2 separate regions of the Homo sapiens genome follow, and region 1 is linked to region 2. Evidence: read pairs that join two places in POLR2A ChIA-PET (ENCODE). Cell type or tissue: MCF 10A. All regions are shown on one strand. Region 1 has its middle 27 kb from the start of LINC02068. Region 2 overlaps TNFSF10 (TNF superfamily member 10).

Region 1 (5,000 bases), 110 kb after region 2:
CATCTAGACCTACTGAATTAGAATCTGCAATCTAACAAGGTCCCCAAGTAATTCATATGCCAGTTAACCTTTGAGAAACACTAAGTCTGGGCAGCATGGTGAGAACTTGTCTCTACAAAATAAAAATATTAGCTGGACTTGTGGTGCATGCCTGTAGTCCTAGCTACTTGGGAGGCTGAGGTGGGAAGATTGCTTGAGTCCAGGAGGTTGAGGCTGCAGTGAGCCATGACTGCACCACTGCACTCCAGTTTGGACGACAGAACCATACCCTGTTTCAAAAAATCAAAAAGCAAACAAACAACAACAACAACAACAAAAAAAAAACCACTGACTTAAGAAACAATGTTAAGTCAGTAATAGGTGCCATGCCCCATCCATAATTGGTTTGTTTTTATACATTTCTGATACATGGAGAGGAAGAGGAAATAGCCTGGGTCTTGAATTTTCTGTATCAAGCTCTCTGAGGGGAAAGCTTTCCTTTATTTTGTGATCTTGGATGTCCAGGAGATTTTTGGTTGTATCCCTATGATAAACCTCACTCTACTTAAGCTATCTTGAGTGAGTGCTTTTTGCAAGAGATAGCTTGCCAAGTGATGAACTAAATCATGACTAAAAGAAAACTAAAATGCAAATTTTGTGTCCTTTTGTAGATTTTGTACAGAGTATTAGTTATGGGTAAACCAGCTTTTCTTTCCCTTTTTAAAATAAGAAATAATAAATCATCATGAAAAATTCAAAGCCAGGTGCAGGGGTGCACACTTGGCCAGCTACTGGGGAGGCCGAGGTGGGAGGTTCACTCAAGGCCACAGGTTTGAAGCTGTAGTGCACAATGATCATGCCGATGAATAGTCACTGTGCTCCAGCTTGGGCAACATAGCCAGACATTGTCTCCAGAAAAATTTTTTTAATAAAAAATTCAAATGTTTCAGAGAGTAGCAAACTGGGGGAAAAAAGTTTTTCTTCCCTTAAGATCTCTGTTCCCAGTCCTCAGAGGTAATGAATTAACAACTTTCTGTATAACCTTTAATAATTTTCTTGATTTTTTAAAATGTTTTTGACATGGAATTTTTCTTTTGTTGCCCTGGGTGGACTGCAATGGCATGATCTCAGCCCACCACAACCTCTGCCTCCCAGGTTCAAGTGATTCTCCTGCCTCAGCCTCCTGCGTAGCTGGGATGACAGGCATGCACCACCACGCCTGGCTAATTTTGTATTTTTAGTAGAAACGGGGTTTCTCCATGTTGGTCAGGCTGGTCTTGAACTCCCAAACTCAGGTGACCCACCCACCTCGACCTCCCAAAGTGCTGGGGTTACAGGCATGAGCCACCACACCCAGCCAATCTTTAATAATTTTCATATGCACCTATAACATTTTCTTTTTTTCCATGAGCCCCAATAAAAGAAAATCAGAAAGCAGATTATCTTATCATCAATACACATCCAGGGATATATTTGACAATATCTAACATTTGACTTTGGTTTAACTCAAACCTTTTTAAATTGCCCTTCTACAGCTTTATTTTTAATAGTCCTTAGAGACAAGTAGTAGGACAAACACTGTTACTTTTATTGATTCAATATATGGTTACACTGATGTTTAAAGTCACGTCCACAGTTCTCATTGAGGTTCATTAAATAAATAGTTACGTGAAAGTTCCTGCTGTATTGCTTTAAAATAATTGAGGACATTATTCAGTAGGTCACATGTCGGGATTTTCTTTTAGAATTTATTGATAAAGAAAGATGATCAACTCTGAGAAATTAGAAGACTTCTTCCTGTTTAAAATAAAGACTGAGTCACTGACTAAATTTTCTACTTTTTGCCTTGACTGCCAGGGTCCTCAGGGCCAAACTGGAAGTTCAACCACATAAACTGATTTTTCTAGTTAGCATATTTTTGTTCATTTCCTTGGCTATGAGCCTGATATGGTTTGGCTCTGTATCCCCACCCAAATCTCATTTTTAATTGTAATCCAAATTGTAATCCCCAGGTGTTGAGGGAGCGACCTGGTGGGAGGTGATTTGATCATGGGGGTGGTTCCCCCATGCTGTTCTCATGATAATAAGGGAGTTCTCTCACAAGATCTGGTTGTTTGATAAGTGTGAGACTCTTGCCCCTTTGTGCTCTTCTCTCCCTCCTGCCACCATGTAGGATGTGCCTTGTTTCCCCTTCACCTTCTGCCATGATTGTCAGTTTCCTGAGTCCTCCCCAGCCACGCAGAACTGTGAGTCAATTAATCCTCTTTTGTTCATAAATTACCCAGTCTCAGGTATTCTTTATAGCAGTGTGAAAACACACTAATACAGAGCTACTATTTCTGTGTCACAATTTCATTATATTTTTTGTTTAATTATAAGCTGTTTCAAGTATTTGGGGGGAGTAAGAAAGAGGTTTAGATAAAATGACTTTTAAGATGGGGAACACAAAACCCCAATAAAAACTTAAATTTACCGAGATATTTACTGGCAGAGCTGGAACTGGGATTACAGTTTCCCAAATTTTAGTTCATGATATTTCCTCTCTTCTACATGAAATGAATGGTGAGGTTTTCCTTCTTAATCATTTTATGTCTGTTTTTAAAAATATGGCAGTTCCACAAACATCGTGGCTGGATGTTGTTTGCTGGAACCTGTGCCCCAGCTTTTGAAGGCCACCCCTCCCTGCCTTATTTGTTGTTTTCAAAGGCAGTTTTTCTATAATGCAGTGCTGGGTGCCTGGGGTTTGCCAGCAAACAGAATGAAAAGATAAAGGTCGTATATTTCCTGCTACACTAAACGGTCCCTCAAAAATGCAGACCACCACTGTTCTGTCAGCCTTTCTGCAAAGGGATGGCAAATATCTACCTTGAATAAAAGCATGTTAAAAAAAAATAAAACACTTTGGCAAGCAGAGAGGTGAGTCATATTTCAACAAAGGATTAATGCAAGTCCTGTTTTGTTTGTTTTGAGAACTCAGTCATTTTTTTAATCAGGTAGTTATGAGAATTTTCAATTCTATTTTATAAAAAACAACCCAACTTAATCCTGTGATGAACTATGACTTTTATTGACCTTTTACAAAAAGTACAAGAAAGCTATTGATAAATCTTTTCTTTCTTTTTTGTAAAAAAAAAAAAAGAAAAGAAAAGAAAAGAAAAAGAATCCAGATGAAACACAAAACACAAACCGCAGTGTATGGGATGGCGAACGTCGTTGACTTTCAAGGCGCCCTCTACTGGCAATGGCTTTAAATTTTTAAATGTCTATTATATTATAGGCTTTGGAATTTCACTCTTTAACCAAATAAGATTTTCAATACATTAGTAGAAAGAAAACTCATGCAGGAAAGAAAGCCCCAGATATTTTATCTCAGGAATATAAATAAGCGAATATATACAAAAGTATCAGGCATTATTTTACATATCCTGAAAACTATGCGTTGTTAATAGGAAGAAGAATGATACAGTTGGTTGTTCATCAAAGATTTATTGAGCGCTTATAAGAGGCACCATGTCAGGCATTGGGGTCACAGAGGTGAGGCTGACGTGACCCCCACATCAAGGGTCCTAGTCTTGTGAGGGAGTCAGACCTACCTGCAGACAATTACCATGTCATGTGTGGAGTGCAGTGTGAGACCCGAGGAACGACCCCTAAATCCTCCTGAGAAAGGAGTTAGGAAAGGCTCCTGGAGGAGGCTGGCAAAGAAATACAAGAACAGTGAAAAGCACTCTAAGGAGAAGGAAGGGTGTTCGGTAAGAGAACATGGCGCATGTGCGGAACACGAACAGAACCGCGGTAATAAGTTCCGGGTTGGCTAGCTGTACCACAGCACGATGTGCAGGGACGGCCAGGAGAGGATGCTACAGAGCAGCAGCTCTCAAACTTTTCAGTCTCAGGACTTTACAATCTTAAACATTATTGAGGACCCTTCCCCCTCCCCCACGAAGAGCTTTTGTTTATGTGGGCTTCATTTATTGATGTTTACTTTTTTTTTTTTTTTTTTTTTTTTTGAGACGGAGTCTCGCTCTGTCGCCCAGGCTGGAGTGCAGTGGTGTGATCTCGGCTCACTGCAAGCTCCGCCTCCCAGGTTCACGCCATTCTCCTGCCTCAGCCTCCAGAGTAGCTGGGACTACAGGCGCCCGCCAGCACGCCCGGCTGATTTTTTGTATTTTTAGTAGAGACGGGGTTTCACCCTGTTAGCCAGGATGGTCTCGATGTCCTGACCTCGTGATCTACCCGCCTCGGCCTCCCAAAGTGCTGGGATTACAGGCGTGAGCCATCGCGCCCGGCCGATGTTTATTTACTTTTAAGAAACTGTTGGATGGGCATGGTAGCATGCACCTGTAGTCCCAGCTACTTAGGAGGCTGAGGTGGAAGGATCACTTGAGCCTGGGTGGTCGAGGCTGTTTGCCAAGATTGTGGCACTGCATGCTCCAGCCTGGGTAACAGAACAAGACCCTGAGGAAAACAAACAAAAAAAGAAGGAAGGAAGGGAGGGAGGGAGGGAGACTAAAGCTGATAAATTTGAAATGTAGTTATTAATGTATTTAATTACATGTTATCTTAAGCTCTATTTTACGAAAGAAATCCTGAATTTTTCAAATACAAATTAGTGAAAAATGTGGCGTTGTATTATATTTTTACAAGTATCTTTTTTTTTTTTTTTTTTTTTTTTTGAGACGGAGTCTCGCTCTGTCGCCAGGCTGGAGTGCAGTGGCGCGATCTCGGCTCACTGCAACCTCCGCCTCCTGAGTTCAAGTGATTCTCCTGCCTCAGTCTCCCGAGTAGCTGGGACTCCAGGTGCGCGCTACCACGCCCAGCTAATTTTTGTATTTTTAGTAGAGACGTGGTTTCACCATGTTGGCCAGGCTGGTCTTGTACTCCTGACTTCAGATGATCCACCCACCTCGGCCTCCCAAAGTGCTGAGATTACAGGCGTGAGCCACCACGCCCGGGCCTACAAATCTCTTTAATGTCTAGCTTAACTAGAGACAGCTGGATTCTCACACCTGCTTCTGCCT
Region 2 (5,000 bases):
ACATGTCTCTGCTGGAGGTCCTGTTTAAGCAACTTCCATAAACAGATACTTTTTGTAATTTGTTATTTATTGGCTGTAAATTAAGAAAAAACCACCTTCAATTTCTCAAAGTATCTCTTTCTTCCCTTCCCTTCCTTTCCTCTTTCTTTCCTCTTATTTTCCTCTTTCTTTATCTCTATATGCATACAAAAACAAATATTTAATTCCAGACATCAGCAATGTGGGAAGAATATAAAATATCATTATTTGATCTTCTTTATCTTTTGAATGAAAAACAATGCCACACATTCTTTATGACTTTGTGACCTTCTCTTCATTACCCTGTGTGTGCCTCAGTTTCCATAATGTGAGATCAAAAGGTTAGACTAGATGTGGAGGCTGTCCGGGGCAGAGGAATGAACTCTAGACCAGGAGTCGGCCAGGTCCTGCCCTTTGCTGCTATGCCCCATTTTCCTAGTTCTATGAATTTGGGGAAAATTACTTAAATACTCTGGGCCTAAGTTTTCTTATTTGTAAAATGAAGAGTCTAGACTTGATTATCTTAAAGATTCCTTTGCTTTAAGGAATTCTTCTGGCCTTCTCCGCCTGCTGGTGAGGTCACCTGGTGAGGTTACCTACCTTTCTAACGAGCTGACGGAGTTGCCACTTGACTTGCCAGCAGGGGCTGTTCATACTCTCTTCGTCATTGGGGTCCCAATAACTGTCATCTTCTTTTAAGAAACAAGCAATGCCACTTTTGGAGTACTTGTCCTGCATCTGGGTTGAGATGGAATATAACACAATATTTTGCATAAGTGCTTTTTATTTTTGTTCATTTGGAAGTTAAGACAACAGAAACTGATAGCAGACTTAAAGAAGTTTTGGCATATTGAGTAAGTTCCTGTTTGAAATAAAAGTAAGCATGCTCTCCTTTGTCCTTAAAAAAAAAAAAAAAGAATAAAAGTAAGCAGCTGGATATGGTGGAAAGGATGCAGGTGTGCTTCAGGCATCTGGAGTCACAGTGTCCTTCCCTGCCTCCCTTACTAAACAGCTGTGCTTTTCTTGACAAGTTGCTTCCATTCTCCTGTGTCTGTTTATAGTTTTGAGCCGGTTCACTATGGTGATTCTGAGGTCTCTTCCAGTTCTGCCATGGTATGTATCCCATTTTGAAGCTGGAAACCTACCTAGATACAAGGTCGGTAGTGGAGTCAGTTTACATTTTAGGATCCTAAATAAAAAACAGCCAAGTCATTTGGGAGGGGGTCATGTTCTGTTTCTAGCTGTGGCTAGCTAAATAGATTCTAGTTACTGATCTGATTTCTACTCCTCTGGCTGGCAAAATCTGGACCATGTTGCCACTAGAAATCTGAATGCTGTCTCATTAAATGTTTACACTAACTAGGGATTTATTGGTAGAGACCTTAAACACTCTTTGAAGGTTTTCTCCCTGTTCTGATTGAAAGTAAACAATGGCAATAGTCAGATCATTATCAACGAGCTCCTCACCCTCATCAACAAATCCTTGCTTGATGTTATAAACACACACACACACCCACACACACCCCATCCCAAACCACCCAGAACTCTTTAGGCTGATAATTGTTTAATTGAGAAAAACAGGAAACAGAAGGTCCAAACAAAGCCAGAAGGGTTTTGTTTGTTTGTTTGTTTGCTTTGCTCATTTCTTCTCTTCCGTTTTGTTTTGTTTTAACAAGTGGGATGGAAGAGACGTTATTTCCCTGAAAAAATCTGCTGAATTGGCCAGGCGCGGTGGCTCATGCCTATAATCCCAGCACTCTGGGAGGCCGAGGCGGGTGAATCACAAAGTCAGGAGATCGAGACCATCCTGGCTAACCCAGTGAAACCCCATCTCTACTAAAAAAATACAAAAAATTAGCTGGGCGTGGTGGCGGGCGCCTGTAGTCCCAGCTATTTGGGAGGCTGAGGCAGGATAATGGTGTGAACCCGGGAGGCGGAGCTTGCAGTGAGCTGAGATCGTGCCATTGCACTCTAGCCTGGGCAACAGAGCGAGACTCCATCTCAAAAAAAAAAAAAAAATCTGCTGAATTGACTACCTAGGGAAATAAATGAGAAAATGACAATTTTAATCTGTTATTTGAACTAAGGTACTGCAAAGGTTGAAGGGAGGATCAAATTGAACGATGATTCACTCCTTCCTATAGAAAGACAATATCATTTTAAATCAAAATATCTTAACTGTTTATGAGAGGTCCCAGCTAGAATCACACAGTTCTGTACTCAGCCATGTAACCCTTGGACATTTGGCCAAGGTCCCTCAAATGCAAAGGTGCAAACTTGAGTTAATAAATTTCTTCCACACACCCTGACATAGATCATTCATTTACTTTTAAACAAATGTTTATTTTGTTTCTTCCTCTTTTAAATTACAAGAGAAAAACATTCCCGTAGTATATGTAGTTGGAGGTGAAGCTGGGGCCTCCTGAGTTGAGATATGACTGGCCATGGACTTAGGTACATTTCCTTGCCCCTGCCTGCCCCACCTGTAAACATCCAGTTGCACCTCGAATTGACTTGGGAGATGCAAAACCTTTCCAAGGAAGGCACTCAGTCACATATGATTCAGAAATATGAGAGCATGTCTAGCAAACTGTGGGAAAGGATCAAGAAGGAAGAGACGAGAAACTGGGATCAGCCACAAGGCCCGAGGGTGGTTCCAGGAAGAGCAAACTTTCCCTGGACACTGTCCCAGTTCACTCAGTATGAGTTGGCTCTGGCCAAGCTTCGGTTTGATTACACTGAACAAGCAGGCTCACAAGTCTCTGTAACTTGTTGGGGCAAGAAGGTGTGCATAACACAGAAAGGAGGGAGCGGTATGCCTTTTCACTTCACATCAGCTGTAAGCTATCTCAGCAGGAAATGGCTGAATATGGGAGGCTTCAGCTGTGAGAGGCAAGGTGCAGAGTTGAAAGCTGCCTGTGATCAGGCAGTAATGGCAGCAGGCAACAACTTATCAACTGAGGTGGAGTTTGACAAGGATGGTCGTGGTGGAGCTTGTGCCACAGGGACTAGCCCAGGTTAGCACCAATTGCTGGCTAGAGCCTGTGATCCCTTCTGAGTATTTTCCAGAAATACTTTCAGGAGGAGGTGGAAGGAACCTGGAAAATTGAGTAAGGTCCTGGGTATAAGTGGATGGGAGGTTAACAAGTTAATGTAGCTACATTATTACCCAGGAGTTTATAAAGCCTGGATACATTCAGGATACACAGGCAAGCAGGGAAGCATGGAAAAGTAAAGAACACTTTTCTAAAAGAAAAAAAAAACCCTCCAAAAACTAAATAAGTAAATCACAAAAACAAAACAAAACAACCACTAATAGCAGCTATATTCTCACCTCCTACTTAACCTTTGGATGATATCTCTTGTTTACAGGGGTGAGATCAGACTGTGTGTGTGCATAATTTTGAGTATGGTTGTTTTCTCATAAGACTATATAAAAATGCTGTGTTCTTTAAATCTGTATGAAAATTATACATGGATAGCATGGATATTTTTATAACATTCCCTGTAGAAAATTTGTAAAATATAGAAAAATAAAAAGGAAAAAAAGTACCCATAATCATACCATCTAGAGATCACATTGTCATTTTGGTGTTTCTCTTTCTAGACCTTTTTATGCATAAATATTGATTTCTGAACAATAGAAATCCAGAGAGGAAGCCCCAGTCACTCTCTCCACCCTCACATGTTTCTTGCATCATGAATTTTGGTAGTTTCTCCTATAGAACTTGGCCAATGCTGGTGACTAGACACATGGCGGGTTGACGTGAGGTGCTGTGGTTATTCCAAGAATGATAATTAATACGATACGTCTCCCCCGCCTCCTCCCATCCTTTCCACTTCAAAATATGAGTTTCCTGCAGCATATCATAGGCTGAGGCTATATTCTCTAACTAACCACACTTGGGCATTGGGGGCAGAAGGTAGCGTGTGGGGATTATTTTCATTTGCGTGCCTCTGAAAAGAAAGCTCTTGCACTGGGTGCCTGTTCTTCAGCTCCAGAAGCCCTTGGTTCTGAAAAGTGGATTTCCATGGTGACTGCTCTTGGTGCTGTTACAAACACGGTGGTTGTCTAGGCCAGGGTCAACCAGTCCTTGATGGGGCTTGAGGTCAGCAGGGTAGACTCAGCAAGGTAGACTTCAAGATGGCAGCAATGACCCTGTCTGCTGCCCAGACATTAGTCTCTGGCAATCATTTTCTGCAAACTGCAAATAGCATAAAGGATCATTTATGGAGATCCGTGGAGAGGAAGCCCTTCTCCTTTTTCCTCCCCATCTATGATGTCACAGTGACAGGCCATTCCTTTATCATAAAACTTTCTCAGAGGGACACAGATTTCAGGGGCTAAGCCCATATTTGTTGTTCATGTTTGCTGGTCTACAGGCTATTTGTGAAGGTCCAATCCAATGTTATGAAGCCTTCCTTAACCCTTACACCCTATAATCCTTGCAGAGTGTATCTTCTGCAAATGTTCACCAGACAAAGTGGAGCCTGTATTCAATTTTAAGAAATTAATACTTATGTTGAATATACTTTTCCAAAGTCTACACAGAAGATTCAAACTTATTTTCCCTTTGGAAAATTTCTGATGAAGAAAGTGACACCTTCAGGAGACTTTTCAGCAGTAATTAGAACGCTACTATAAAAATAGCATTGTATTGTATTGAAAAAATGTATTGTAAAAAAAAGTAGGTGCTTCAATTTATTGAGTACCTCCTTCATGCCTGGGTTCAAAATCAGGTTTTACCTTTTACTAGTTTTGTAATCTTGAACAAATCTCTTAACTTCGCCTGAGCTTTAGTTTGTTCATCTGTAATATGGGGTAATTATACTTACATAATAGAATTGTTATGAGAATTGAAACCAGGCAATACTTTTCAAAGTTGCTGGTACACAGTAATTGCTCAATATCTGTAATTCTCCTAGCTTTCTAGCACTCTCAATGAATTCTTCTGCATGCCTAATGTACATGTGTTCATATG

Evidence for each region. ChIA-PET counts read pairs that join two places held together with the same protein. Peaks named below come from ENCODE experiments on the same cell type or tissue, not always from the same donor. Only the 100,000 strongest peaks of a DNase experiment are listed, where the experiment ranks them.
Region 1: POLR2A ChIA-PET joins it to region 2 with 5 read pairs; 5 of 35 experiments call an interaction of 5 or more read pairs at or near these places.

Annotation. Positions count from the first base shown.
Region 1 is chr3:172,620,212-172,625,211 of GRCh38, forward strand. No RefSeq gene overlaps it. Among named protein-coding and RNA genes, the nearest start is that of LINC02068, 27 kb to the left of the region's middle. In MCF 10A, a CTCF peak has its summit at 3,222 (motif pointing left); DNase peaks (open chromatin) are centred at 2,920 and 3,190.
Region 2 is chr3:172,514,243-172,519,242 of GRCh38, forward strand. It overlaps TNFSF10 (TNF superfamily member 10), which reads right to left. Exons shown (of 5, transcript NM_003810.4): 2 at 619-756. Among named protein-coding and RNA genes, the nearest start is that of TNFSF10, 6.7 kb to the right of the region's middle. In MCF 10A, no CTCF peak of the experiment used is centred here; a DNase peak (open chromatin) is centred at 2,699.